Linked DNA regions of Homo sapiens: all the other regions are linked to region 1. Evidence: chromatin loops called from intact Hi-C (ENCODE). Cell type or tissue: B cell. All regions are shown on one strand.

Region 1 (5,000 bases):
AAGAAGCACGCAAGAAGAAAAGCGAGGAGAACAGAGCAAAAAAAAAAAAAAAAAAAAAAGGAAGATTATTTGTTACAGTGGTGGAGACTGAGACAAAAATGAGAATAACAAGCCTATTTACGTAACTGCTTACAGTTTACAAAGTGCTTTTACATGTAATCATTGATATTGTCTTTACAAAGACCTGCAGGGCTCCCAGAAGTTAAATGGCATGCCCCAGGTCACCCAGCTAGTAAGAAAAATAGTGCATGTCTTCTGGCTAAAAATCTAACACTTTTGATATGGAGCAGGTGTTGTGGAGATAATGATTTAGAGTTGTCCTGTAGGACAGAGGGAAGCAAATGCTCTGACAGCAGAAAAGAAAATCAGAAGGCACGTCAGCCTGTAGTTTAGCGGGCAATGCAGACAGGAGTGAAGGGCTCCCTGTTCTTCACGACCACACACCTTGAAAACATAGATATAGGAAACATCTCTGTGGGTATTTGGAAGGGGAGATGGTTGTGGTACAAATGAAACCTATGTCTAGAGGGCTCAGAGGGCAGTCCTGAATATATTTCCCTGGGGTGTATCACAGTCGCCTTTCATTTAACACGTAGAAGTTGGATACCTAATTATTCCTTCCATCTATCCTTGAAAGCTGTTCCTTCCTCAGGCTTAGTCGACAACATAACCATTCACCCAGTTGCTCAAGCTAAGAACCTGTAAGTCATCTTTGTCTTAATTTTCTTTCCATGTTTAATTTATCAGCAAGTCCTGTAGATTCTACTTCTAAAACACACCTTGAATAAGGCTACTCTGTTCATCTCCATAATCACCATTGTTTTCTCCTTCTGAGCCACTGCAATAACTTGCTATTTGGTTTCAATACTTTCTGGCACCCTGTCTTCCCCAGCTCTTGCCTCCTTCCCTTGAAATCCATTCTCTGGACTATGCCATCCTGCTTAAAACATGCCTGAGAATAATTCAAAATCCTTCCCAGGATCTGGCCCCAGTTTAATTTGCCTCACTCTGCCTAGGACTCACTGTTCTAGCTATGGAGGCCTCCTTTTTGTTATCAGAACACAGCACAGTCTTTCCAGCTGAAGAGACTTAAATATTTTGCTGGTCCCTGTCTCCATGTTATCACATGGCTAGCTCTTTCTCCTATCTCATGCTATCTACACAGACAGTCCTACTCTCACAAGCTGTGTGAGAGTTCCCTTCATTCTCATAGAACCTTTTTATTAACTTTCTGTGACCTCTCAAACTGAAATTACTTATGTTTTTATTTGATTCCTTGTTTATCATCGTCTTTTTATATGACTTCCCCCTACTAGTAATCAAACTCCATTAAGACAAGGATCAGGTCAATTGCCCTCATCACTGTATCCCCAGAGCTTACAACGTGGTACACAGGAGATACTCAATAACTATGTGTCGAATGAATAAGTGAATAAATATCAGGGAATTAACATACCCTACATGTTACATAGTACCATGCATCAGTGGAGCCATGGATATGAGACACTGTGTTTCCTGTTTGTAACCTGTTATTTGTTAATTCCTGTCAGAGTTGAGAGCTCTGATAGTAGCTGCCATCATCTGGGGAGTTCTATGGAATCTTGCCACCATGAGTTCTGGAAAAGGGAATCTGTTTGTGTTGGGACTTGAGGGATGGTATAAATTAACTCCCAAGGTTTATTAGTAGTAAACAATTAAAATCCACCCTGAAATTGGAGCTTTACTAAAGATGGCTATTTTGTAGCATGTAGGAAATTACGATATTGGTTTACCTCCTAGGATTCAAAAAGCATTCATTCTCTTTTGGAGCCAGAAAAGGAGAGGTATGTCTCCTAACAGAACTGTGCTGGGTTTTTTTTTGTTATTGTTGTTTTCTTTTTTTGACAGTCTGTGGAGCTCACACATTGGCCATAATAAAGCCTGCTATCTATTTTTGATTTGTCAAAGTTGTGCTTGAGAGTGATTAACATACCCTTAGCAAAATGAATCATTCTATAGAGATTTAAAAGTCACGATGGAATAAATATCTTGGTCAAAGGTATTGCTGCTTTAATTACATTCATTTGTTTCAATATTTCGGTTTTAGGGATTTCTTAACTGAGTTGTTAAGGATCCTTTTAGGGATTTCTTAACTGAGTTGTTAAGGATCCTTTTGAAAGTGAAGTTTACCATGGTGCCCTCTGGTGGAATGAAATTCGCACAGTTTTTAAAGCTAAAGCCCTATCTAGTGAGAATGCATACAGAAATAAAAGGAGCAACATTAAATACAAATGTCCAAAAACTATAAGCAGGGTACTCTTGCTATTGGGGGACTACAAGATATACCTGCCTCAGAATATTTACAGATTCAGGGATAGGGCATGTAGTTGCTATAAAGGAAGAGCAATGACATAAATACATACAATTCCAAATCCATTAGAAAATGAGGGCCAGAAGCCACAGCATTTCATATCATCTGGCAACACTGACACTGACTAATTAGGTATTATATTGAGAAAGTCAGAAGAAGGTGATGGCAATTACAGCATTTGCAACAATATTCATAAATAGCTAGGAACACAAGGGGGAAATACAATTTGGTTGTGGTCTATCAAGAACCAGTGGATATTCATTTGATAGGACTTTTGTAATTAGGCTCACCATCAAAGCTGATAAAATCATCAAAATGGTAAGTGTCCCAGTGTTGGTTCCTTGAAACTGTGTTGTGACCAGACTTAGTGACTCCTTGATAAAGCAGCTTTCACGTGTCTTCACAAGGAAATAAAGTGAAAGTCTCTGGGACGCTATCTGGGTCACACACCACAGGGATCCTGCTCAGAGGATTTAGAACATTGGACCAGCTCACTAAGGAAAGATGTCAAGGCCCTTCTTTGAGGACCTAAGGAAGTTTTTAATATTCGTTCGTCTGAATGCACTAAATAAAACTCTCATTCCAAATAAGATAAAAGAGGGGAAAAAAGTGTTTGAGCATCCAATCCCCCAAAGTGTCTGCAAATTATTTAGTATTATTTCAGTACTCAAACTTCCTGAAAGGTGGAATGTGGGGCAGAGGAGTAGTGAGCAGGGACCATAGCACACATGCATTTAGTCAGCTTGTTGGTTTTCTTATTGGGGACCTTTCTTTGAAACTTGGTGCACCTCAGATTTTAAAAAACCCAAAGCCAAAAAACAACTAACAGCTGGCTCTTCTAAAGCAGTGGCTCTCAGAGGAATGGTACTGCCTTCTAGGGGATATTTTGGAAGTTTATGAGGGCCATTTTTCTTGGGAAGGGTGTCTCAAAGTATAAATTATTATGGGACTGTTAACTGACATTCAGTGGGTAGTAGTCAGGGAGGTAAGGGGAAGTTCCATATCATGTTAGATTTTACTGTCCCACCAACTATTCATGTAGATTTTTAAAAAATCTGTATGTAATGATTTAAGCCTAGGACCAAATTCAATCTTACATAAAAAATTAAATATTTCTTTTCATGGTTTTAATAGACACCTAATTTCCCATAAATGCAAATCCAATGTAAACTAACTGAAGACTATACTTTGTTTCATTTGAACCTTACTGAGAATTGTTAATCATTTTTGAAAATTATAATATCAATATCCATGGCACATATGACATTTGAATCCTCTGAAAATATAACTGCAATAATTTGTAACATCCCAATTCAAAGTGATTATACAAACAGGTGTGTCTGATTATGTCTTCCAGTGTAGTTGTCCCCAAGCATTTTCAATTATTATTATGATATTCCTTTCTTCTTCTTTAAATTACAATTAGGCAATCATATTAGTAATTTTAAAATAATGTGTACTGGCCAGGAATAGTGGCTCATGCCTGTAATCCCAGCACTTTGGGAGTTCCGAGGCCGGTGGATCACAAGGTCAAGAGGCCGAGACCATCCTGGCCAACATGGTGAAACCCCATCTCTACTAAAAATACAAAAATTAGCCGGGCATGGTGGTAGGCACCTGTAGTCCCAGCTACTTGGGAGGCTGAGGCAGGAGAATTGCTTGAACCCAGGAGGTGGAGGTTGCAGTAAGCCAAGGTCGCGCCACTGCACTCCAGCCTGGCGACAGAGCGAGACTCCGTCTAAAAAACAAAAAAATGTCTTGGTAGGTTATGTTATCCATGAATTTCATTTTAGAATAGTTAGAGATGTTATTAAAAATATTTGTTATTAAAAGAGGACATGGGGTGATAATGAAAATGGCAAAATAAGGGACTCTGAAAACCCTCTCCTCCATACAAGCAATAAAAATACTGGCAAAAATTGTCAGTGTAAACTTTTTCAGAACTCTGGAAATTAATCAAAGACTAGCAGAAATCAGGTAAGCTTTTATTTAAAAAAATGGCTGAATGTCAGTAAAAACTAAGCTTTTTTGTCTTTTACTCTGCTCTTTTCTCATTCTCCCTCCCCTGCCCCCAGCTCTGCAATAACCTGGGAAACCAACAACTTGCAATCATGATAAACACTGGCAGTCTGGCAGCCCCCGGAGGGGATAGAACAGGGTTAGCGCTCTCTCCAAACTCCATTTCCAGAGAACTATCATTATTTGACCTGTCTGATGGTTCCCTGAAATATTCCACTCATAATATTGTCTCTATGTGACTTGACTTAGAGTTCACCCAATGTGAATATTTTTCTTAACAGAAATGATTTTCAATTATTTGTAGAAAAGACTGAGTGGCAATTGTTTCACATCACTGTTGCCTGAGGCAGTACATAAGAGTTGAAGCAAATAATCAGCTTACCAAAAGCTTAAAAGGAGAAGCTGTGGAAAGATACGTCCACAGGATGATTTGAAAAGCACAGACATAATGCTGGGAAACTAGAAGTACAAGTTCATGTGTAGGGATGTGAGCATACTCAGTGCTATCTGCATGCTCAGCTAAGACCTGAGAAAGATCTAAATTCTCAACTCTGCCTAACCTTGTGGCTCTATGGAGGCAGGAAGTGAAAGTGAAGGCAGAGTTTCATACTGCCTGCTGGAGTGTTCAAGG
Region 2 (5,000 bases), 280 kb before region 1:
CTGCTTGCACGATAGCCATAATGTCTGAATTTTAGGCAAGAAATGGGAAAAAGAGGGGAGGCAAAAGATTCCCTTTTCAACCTCCACCCACACTCTTTTCCCTTTAAAAGAACCTCCCCAAAAGTTTCATGTCAAATAGGTTCATTAGCTGTGGCATTGGGTAAGTTACAAAAACTCTTTGAGACTCAGTTTCTTAATTTCTATACAGAGAGTAATAATGTCTACCTCACTGGGTGTATGTGAAAGAACACTGCTAATCCAAAAAACGCTGTGCAATTTCAAGAGTTAAAATAACACTTGTAGTCCAATGCAGGCTGCAATAACTGAAATATTTCATATGCCTGTGTTCTTGCTGCAGAAGAACACATTGCAGTCATTTAAGATCACCCCCTTTCCCCACCCTAGAGTGCATTTAGGAAGGAGAGAAAGCAGAACTAGACCATGTTTGGTTAATGTCAAAGGGAAGTTTGAAAGCTACGAGATTCCAGGCAGTGGTAGAAGTAATGAAACCCCAAAGTCTCTCTGTGTTTCTTGCTGCCCTTGCTGTCTTGGAGGGGAATGTTACGCAGTGGAAATGGGACACTCCTAAGTTCAGAGGGAAACAGTCTTGACACAGGTGGTTCCCCAAGAACCTACAGGCCTCCAAGCCAATGGGCAAACTCCCCCATGGGTGGAGTGGCCCTTGTCTCAGTATCAAAAAATTGTAATCTCTCTGAGGGTAGGGACCCTATCTCTATTCACCTCTTTATCCAATGCCTGACACCTAGAAATCCTCAGTAAAAATCTATTTATTAATTCTGCCCCACCTATAAGACCGGCTCTGAACACTGAGAGTCAGCCTTGCGAGTGACCTACTTAAGTCCTCCTGACCCTCAGCCCCCATTGCTGACTGCAGCTAAGAAGAAATACCTTGGGTTGGTGCATATTTTGGAATAAAAATAGTTATAATGATAGTTATAGCTTAACCTATTGAGCGTTTACTGTGTGTAGGCACTTAGTACTTTACATATTGTAACTCACTGAATCCTTCCTTCTACCTTACAATAATAGTAGGTATAATGCTCATTCCGCAGAAGAGGAAACATGCTCAGATAGGGCAAGTAATTTGTCTAAGGTCACAAAGCTAAGAAAATGAGAAACCAGCTCAAAATTATTAAATCTGAACATAGATTTTCTTGGGAAATTACTGTTAAATTTCTCAAATAGATTGTAAGTGACCTTTAGAGACCTTCATTTCACTTACTTCATTTATTTATACATGACCCACCTAAGGCAAAGCATTTAGTTTCTTTAAGCGCAAGTTTCGTCATCTGAAGAATGGACAAATAATAATACCACCTCCCCCACCCCACCCCAGAGTTTCTGTGAGGATTAAATGAGATAATGCATATGCAGTGCCTGGCCCATAGTAGATGTTCAGTATATTTTTTACCATCATTTGTTAATTTGACAAGTAGTCAAATTAGTGATGCACATCAGAATCATCAGTGGAAACTTTTCAAATATTGAGGTCTGGGTCCCAAAGTGGGGTATTTTGAAAAGTTCCCCAAGTGATTCTGATTCACATTCCCTTATGAGAATCACTGCTGAATGTGACCAATATTCATTAAGGAAGCATTTTGCTCAAGGCATTTTGCTGTGTGCTAAGAGAGGTGTCAGATGCACAATAATGGCAAAAGTCACATAAAAATAAGTAAATTACTATGAGAGATGAGTGAGTCCTCCTGCAGCAATCAGGAAAGTCCTCATAGAGGCAATCACAGTGGGCTGGGCTTGAAGGCACAGCAGGGTTAGCTTGCCAAGAATGGTGGCAGGGCAGTGAGTGAAGGTAAGTGGCATGATGGTGCAAATAATGTCACTGGTGCCACTACTGGCTGGGACATGGAGTCTGGGGAGAGTCGGGAGATGAAGCCAGGTGGTTGGCTGCAGTCAGAGAATGGAAGCTCTTGGACTTCTGACCAGTTGGGTTTGCACTGCATTTAGAGGACCACGACAAGCCATTAAGATTTTCTGAGCCAGAGAGGGAAATGCTCAGAACTATCCTTTCACCTGTTAAGTCTGGCACTCAAATAAATTAGAAAGTATAGAACCCAAAGGCAAGAAATGAGCAAGGCCAGAGACATCTGTTGCATCAGCCCAGGCCTCAGAATAGGAGCTTGGACTAGGCAGGGTACTGACAGGTGGTTAGGCTAAAGGAACAACTATATAAACCTGGAGACTGAATTAGCTGTTGGGGGAGGGGTGGTGAGAGGAAGAAGAAGTGAAGATGACTTTGAGATTTGAGCCTGCGTGATGGGAAGAACAGCACTGTGACCAGAAAAAGGGAAGTGGGGGTATGAGCTGGGTGGGGGGAGGGAAGATGATGAGCTGAATGTGTTGAGCTGGAGATGCCTGGGCACAAGGTACACATATCTAGGAGTTAGGTGGCACTGTGGAGCTTAAAGGAGAGATCAGGGCTACACACAAACAAATAAATAGAACACAAAGTGAGTCAGCTGCACTGAGGGGTGTCGCTTCAGCCTTGGCAATGGTAGAACTCTGTGGGAAGGAGAGTAGAGCAGGGATTCTTAACCAAAGATCTGTGGATAGGATTTTTGTTTGAGGGTGTCTGTGAACTTTTTAACATTTTAAGCAGAATATTACTATGTATATTAAAAAGCCCACAATCTCATTGGATAAGTTACTCTAAACAAGGTTAAAACCTACTAATATATATATAGGAGAGGTGGGCTGAGATGCTTCTCATGGAATTTTCACATCGTAGGTAGGAACAAAATATTCCAGCCAATCTCTGCAGTCTTGACTGTCATACCTCAGACTGTGGTGGCTGTTTTATTATTATTTTTTTTAATCAGGGCCAGACTGTTTGGTCAAGATTGTCTTAAAAATGTTTCTTCTTTCCAAGATATTCAATGGGGAAAGAATAATCTTTCCACAAGTGTGGTGAGATAAGTGGATATCCACATGCAAAAGTATCCATCTGGACCCTCTGACTCTCACTAAATACAAAAGTTAACATAAAATTGGTCAAAGACCTAACTGTAATAGCTAAAACTATAAAACTCTTAGAAGGCAACATCCTCAAAGACATAATTTTTGTGACCTTAGTTTGGCCAATGATTTCTTAGATATGGCACCTGAAGCCCAAGCAACCAAAGAATAAACTGAACGTCATCAAAAATTCAACTTTTGTGTTTCAGGGACACTATCAAGAAAGCAAACAGACAACCCATAGAATGGTAGAAAATATTTATAAATTATATGTCTGATAAGAATCTAGAATATGTAAAGAACTTTTACAATTCAACAATAAAAAAATACAGTTAAAAATAGGCAAAGGATTTGAATAAACATGTATCCAAACAAAATATAAAACAGGCCAATAAGCACATGAAAATATGCTCAACATCATTAGCCATCAGAAAAATACAAATGAAAACCACAATGAGATACTACTTCACATTCACTAGAATGGCAATTGTCATCATGATCATCATCATCATCAGATAATATCATGTGTTGGCAAGGATGTAGAGAAACTGAAATCCTCTTACATTGCAGGTAGAGAGGTAAAAATGGTACAGCTACTTTAGAAAAACAATTTGGCAGTTTTTCAAAAAGTTAAATATAGAGTTACCTATGACCCAGAAATTTTGTTTTTAGGTATATAACCAAGATAATTGAAAACACATGTTTACACAAATAATTATATGCAAATATTTATAGCAGCATCATTCATAATAACCAGAAATAGAAACAACCTAAATGTCCACTAATTGATGAATGAATAAATAAAATGTGGCATATCAACACATATGGAATATTATTTAGCCATAAAGAGGAATGAAGTACTGATACATGCTACAACATGGGTGAGCCTTGAAAATATCATGCTAAGTGAAAAAAGCCAGACATAAATGGCAACATATTATATAATCCCATTTAAATTAAATATCTAGAATAGGTAAATCCATAGAGACAAAAAGTAGATTAGTGGTTGTCAGGAGCTGGGGGAGGAGAGGAGTTGGGAACAATAGCTAATGGGTACAGAGCTTCTTTTTGGGGTGATGAAAATATTCTGGAATTAGATAATGGTGATGGCTGCTCAAACTTGTGAATATACTAAAAACTACAGGTGGATTTTATGGTATGTGAAATTATACATCAATAAAAAATTTCTTCTGTCTTCTCAGTTTTTGGTTGTCCTTATTTGGGATGAAAATAATGTCCATTATCCAAGAAGAAGGAAGAGCATGAACAGTTACAGAGGAGGAAAAGTAAAGACAGTTGTTAGGGAATGGTAGATTTGGATGGAACATAGGTGTATGTATGGGAGAATCAGGAGAGGAAGCTGAAAAGGTTAAGTTAGGACCAGAATAGTAAGTAAGTTGGTCAGTCACTGGGTGAGTCACAAATATTTGAGGACTTACTCAGTGTCAGCCACTGTTCTGGATATGTGAACAAAAAGACCTGGTCCCCACCAACACAGGGTTGAGCAGTCTAGCTCTGGTGACATTAAACAAATACTTAAGAAATCATGAGGGTGTGAAGGGTGGGAAGTTGAGAGTGCCATAGGAACATGTTATGGGGGAGGCTACTTGGTGTGAGGGAATCCTGGAATGTTTTCCAAAGGAGCAGTTAGAGGTGAGAAGGGTCTAACTTGCTAGTGGATTTTAACCAAATAAGTAGGCAACTGGGAGCCCTTTAAAGGGGTCATGGCTGGTGAGATACATAATCAGAGCAGTGCCATAGGAAGATTTAGCCCGTCATGGTTCTTAAACTCACCATACAAGCCTTTTTGGGGTGGCAGTCTTGCTGAAACACCATGTACTGCCAGCAAAGCAGGGGAAAGACGAACCTTCCTCCAAAAGTGAAGGTTTGTGTGCTGTGTTTAGAGGACCTCTCTGGTATGCTTGCTCATCTTTCCAGAAGTTACTGGAGAAACGACACCAGTGACCTTTCATGAGAAGATGATGGACTAGCACAGCAGCCCTCTCTTC
Region 3 (5,000 bases), 120 kb before region 1:
ATTCCATGGCCCCTGCATGCTGTATATCTCTCTCACTAGAATGACAGTTTCAAAAATGAATCAGGATGGCTTAAGCGAAAGAAGAACTTATTGATTCCTACAGGCAGACAGGCCAGGGCTGAATTCAGAGCTCAAATGATGCCATCAGGTCTCAGTTTATCTCCATCTCTTGGCTCTCCCATCCTCTGTGTTAACTTTATTCTTGACCTTCCTATGGGGACCCTGGCAGCTCTAGACTTGCCCCACAGAGTGGCATGGCTACCAGCAGCTTTGGCTCAGATCTTTTGCTTCAAGTCCAGTGGGAAACTCTTGCAATGTTCTGAGTCCCAGTCTGACAGAATGAATTTATTTCAAGTTTATTTTACCTCTGAACCAGTTGGTGTGGCCAATACAACATGAAGCACTGACTAACTCAGGCTTAGGGGTTCTGACCACTCCAGCACATGGTGGCTTGCCCCACCCCAGGCCACACGGACTGAGGGTAGTGAAAGGAAGCCTACTCAAATAAAACCTCTGGAAAGAAAGGCTGTTAAGCCCTGATGTTAGGGGGACAATCAACAAATGTTCACTAGAGTCAGAAAATTGCTGGAATCTATAATAAAGATCAGTGAAACTCAAAGAGACATATCCTCTTTGGGGAGAAAGCAATATAATGCAAAATGCAGGTGCATCAAATCTTTCAGACTTCTTTGGCCACTTTTAAACATATTTGACAACCATGAGATTGAATAAAATATTTTCATACACAGGGCCCTGGTTTGGCATTCACAGGGAGTGGATATGAACTGATACTTCTCTGAATCAAGGAGTATTTACAATGAGATTCCTGAGAATAGGTTGTCTATATGTAAATAGGGCTAGTATACTAAGCTGAGGTCCTATGCATGAAACTATTTTATTAGTCCTCCCTCCCTAATTTCATGTTTTTTCACTGCTTGCTTGATGCTTTGGCAGAAAAACCAAAGTGACAGCTATATTAGGCAGGTCTGAGCCGTCATTCTTACCCATCATCAAACTAGGGCCTGGCCTAACTGACTCCTGCTGAAACAGGAGGCTCTGGGTTTACAAGGTCTTGATCCATTATTTGGGTGACTGCCCCACAACAGGCCAAAGACAGAAGTCATGGATGTCTGAGGGGCATTTTAAAAAAGGGTTTCAGAATTGGGCAACAGGGGCCTGAGAAGTCTCCTTTATCCATGGCTTACACTGCTTTGAGGGGGCCTTAGAGGAATACAATGTGTTCCTTCTTTAACTTGTAGTGCTGCTCTTCTTTGGACTTGATTTATGTACACAACAATAGAAGGTTTTATTTGAATATAACTTCTATGACTATAGCACAGTTTGTTATTTTGTTTTATCATTATTATTATTTTTTGAGACAGAGTCTCGCTCTGTTGCCCAGGCTGGAGTGCAGTGGCAAGATCTTGTCTCATTATAACCTCCGCCTCCTGGGTTCAAGTGGTTCTCCTCTCTCAGCCTCCCGAGTAGCTGGGACTCCAGGCGTGCGTGACCACGCCCAGCTTATAGTGCAGTTTGAAATCCACTTGTCTAACCAAACCCTTCATATTTCTGACAAAGCCCTGAGAAGAAGAGTCATTTCTTTAAGCCAGCCGGGAACATGAGTCTTCTAAACTTTGAGGCCCTCTTTGACAAGAGGAGAGAGGAGTAAACGAAACAATGACACTTATTTCTACCTATAATCTCCGTTGATCGACCTTTGTACTCCACGGTGAGTCTTGCAGCTAAGAGACGCAAATTAGACCTATTTGCACTCCTAGTGCGGTCAAGTGCAGTCAAGATCTCCTTCTCCTTGAGCATCAGGTGGTGTCTCCTGGCTGCTCTCCACATCTTTTATTCTGAGGATTTAGCTGGCTTGCCTCAGTCTTCAGGCCAGGCACTCCAAAGGCAATTTAGGGGACAAGTCTTGCTTGTTAGATACTGGGTCCCTTCAGCCTCAGTTGCTGTCTTGTGCCTCAGGGGTTCCTAAACTCGAAGTGGTGGCCCAGAGTTTCCTTCAGGTGCTATGACACTGATTTGAGAAAGAAACCTAAGTTTCAGCTGCCCACTGTTTCCCTCTGTGAGCAACTTGAGTCTGGTTCCACTCAGGATCCTCTGAGAACTTAGCTCAATACTTGTCCAATAGTAAACACTCCATAATGTTTGCCTGTTTGAATCTATAATCAAAATCTCCAGTAGGAGAAGGCCCTTGTATTTCTGTTTCATTTTTTTTGCTAGTTGGTGGGAGAACACACTTTTCAAAATACTAATAGTTCACCACCGGACAAGAGATACATACAACCCCAACTTCCAAGTAAATGGAAAATACCTTTTCTGGGTACGTTTATTTGGAAAGGGTTTCTTCACTTGAAGAAAGAATTAACAAACCCCTGTTTGGGAGGATAAAACAAGAAATTCCTTTGGGATGTCTCAAGTTTCTAGAGAGCCAGGCTCTCGCAGGCTGAGGTGGCTTCCACACTGTTCATGAACTGCTCTTGGCGGGCTGGTGGCCTGTTTGATATTCTGAGGTCTAGCAAAGATTTAGCTCCAGGGGGTCATCAAGAGGTCATGGTCTTGATCATTTCCTCTGTTATTTATCTTTGGCTTGTGGTACTGGAGCCTGCCTTTGATACAGGGCATTTCTACCACAGCTGCACAGAATCAAGCATTTCAGTGATTTGGTTTGAGGTGAAGGAGGCTTGGCTTCTAATGCTGCGAAAATGTCACTGGGTACATCTGAGAATATCTAGCTCTGTCCTTCACTGATGAGCAAATTCATTTCTGGGGGTTTACCAGTGGCACTTCCCAGACTTGGGTCAGGAAAGGAATCCTCCTGGTGAGGACAGCAGTTTTCAGTTTGAGTAATTCCATTTTCAGTTCCTTCTGAGACATTTTTCTTGCTCTGAGCTGGAGATAAAAGCAGCATGTCTCAGGCCTCTAGGGTGGATCTCTACTTTTCAACACTGTTTATGACTCACCTGTGACTGCCCTCAGTGCAGCCAAGGGGACCATTTATGCTGAATTAGCCTTTGGATTTTTCTTCTTAGTGACAGCAAAACTTCCGTGACAGCAAACAAGTAAACCACAGGAACATCCCTGGTCTGCTCAGCACAGCAGGCTCTTGGGTTCTCAGAGAGCCTGGGAGGACTTTTCAGCTTGTCTTATGTGGGTTTGTTCACCCCGTCCGGTTTCATTTTTATTTAAAACAATTGGTATCTTTCATCTTGGTTGCCAAGTATGGGTTGCATATGGTTTTGACCTGATATGAAGGGCCCAAATCAAATACCCAGGACTTGGCCTGGAAAATTGGTTGTATAAGACCTGCTCTCTTGTTCCCCTAAAAAGCAGCCTAGCAAATGGAAGCAATGGGTCCCAGGAGTTCGTTTCTGTATGCGGCTCTAACTCTGCCACGAAGGCCAGGACAGATAGTGTGCAGTGCTCTGTCATGTCTACCAGAGAAAATGATGCAACATGTGCTGGAGACTTTACCATCTGTGCAAGAGTGCAGCCCTAGGCTCAATCCAAAAGAAAAAGGAAGTGGCATTATAGCAGGGATATTCCCAGTGAGTCAAATTCCCAGAACAGCCTGTCCCTCCTCAAGGTGGTCAGTGTGCCCCAGCATCTCACCTCCAGATTTGGACTAAAACAGAACTGTTGCGTGCAGGGGTTAGAGAGGACTAGAGCAGTGATGTATTTTATATATCATATTTTCTAGCAATGGTTTTCCATCTGAAACCCAGTTTACATTGTGGCCCAGGGCACAGAAACAGAAGCTTTATGAAACAAGTTACTGTTTCCATGTGTCAGCATTCTAATTTTCCTTTCCTTTTCCTGTTCTTTTTTCTGTTATTTTAATTTTTTAAAAAAGCTTCTTGACTCACTAAATTACTATAACAAACCACTTATGAGTCAAAGCCCATATTTTGAAAAACAACATTGCATTAGTGTATACAGGCAGCACCTTGGGAACATTTATAGAATATGGATTCTTGGGTCCCTCTCCAGGGATTCTAATTCAGTCATTCCTGGGCCCAAGAATCTACGTTTTATGTTAACCTGACCTAAATGTGACCATTATGAGGGCAGGAAACGGTTTTGATCCCTAACATATCCCAAGTGCTTTACATGAAGAACTTGGTACAGCACAGGCTCTTGGTCATTGGTGGTTGAATAAATAAATGAATGAAAAAGTATTGATCTTCAAATGATTCCATCCTTCAACCCCAGCCGTGCCTCCCTTTGCATCTATACTGTTGTCTTCGTTTTTTTAAGATAGATACTCAAATAGTCTCTAGACCTTTGAATTGCAAAATTGCTTTGAATCTCCAAGTTGGAAGCTGCCTTGAAAGTCTCTAATCTAGGGATTCTCAGGTGTAGAAACTTTGTCTCGCTGCTTTAGAATTCCTTGGGGAAGTTTAAGGCAAATACATATCCCTAGACCCCAGCCCTGGAGTTTCAATCCAGGTAGATAGGGTTCATGGCCCAGGAATCTGCATTCTATCCTCCCTCGGGTGATGCTGTGGCCCAGCCAGGGTTGGGATGCACTGTTCTTGTGACCTCTCCCCACTGTGGATCACTGTGGATGGTGGTCACCCAGCCTCTGCTGGAAACATTTTGGGCTGGCAGAAAGAAACTCCCAGAGGTCTGCTCCACATTGAAAAGCTCTGCTTATTGGAAATTTCTTACTGATATTAGCTTCAATCACTTTCCTACTGCTGCTAGTCTTGGTTCTGCCCTCTGGAGCACCTCAACACAAGGCCAATTGGCTGCCTGACTGCTCATTGTGAAAATACAGAAAAAATATAAAGAAAGAAATGAAAATTTTTTAAAATCCCACCACCTTGAAGACATTGAATATTTCTTTTGGTCTTAATATATGTACACACATAAATGCATGTTATACTCACTTGATGTTTTTTAGAAATGACAAGCATCCTGTATTCTTGACTTAGCATTACATATTGTGGGTTTTCTCTTAACATTATATCACAAAAAATATCCCA

The links. Peaks named below come from ENCODE experiments on the same cell type or tissue, not always from the same donor. Only the 100,000 strongest peaks of a DNase experiment are listed, where the experiment ranks them.
Region 2: a loop joins it to region 1, with 7 times the contacts of the local background. A loop is called at or near these places in 39 of 110 quality-filtered maps.
Region 3: a loop joins it to region 1, with 3 times the contacts of the local background. A loop is called at or near these places in 6 of 110 quality-filtered maps.

What each region holds. Positions count from the first base shown.
Region 1 is chr10:88,387,466-88,392,465 of GRCh38, forward strand. All of the region lies in intron 4 of RNLS (renalase, FAD dependent amine oxidase), which reads right to left. Among named protein-coding and RNA genes, the nearest start is that of RNLS, 190 kb to the right of the region's middle. In B cell, CTCF peaks have their summits at 2,154 (motif pointing left) and 2,353; DNase peaks (open chromatin) are centred at 476, 2,176 and 4,946; H3K4me3 peaks cover 643 bases; H3K27ac peaks cover 2,957 bases.
Region 2 is chr10:88,106,086-88,111,085 of GRCh38, forward strand. No RefSeq gene overlaps it. Among named protein-coding and RNA genes, the nearest start is that of PTEN, 240 kb to the left of the region's middle. In B cell, a CTCF peak has its summit at 2,542; DNase peaks (open chromatin) are centred at 456 and 2,316; H3K4me3 peaks cover 1,260 bases; H3K27ac peaks cover 2,097 bases.
Region 3 is chr10:88,268,491-88,273,490 of GRCh38, forward strand. All of the region lies in intron 1 of LOC101929727 (a long non-coding RNA gene), which reads left to right. It also overlaps a transcript of RNLS not described here. Among named protein-coding and RNA genes, the nearest start is that of RNLS, 310 kb to the right of the region's middle. RefSeq lists an enhancer at 3,111-3,160. In B cell, no CTCF peak of the experiment used is centred here; a DNase peak (open chromatin) is centred at 2,921; H3K27ac peaks cover 771 bases.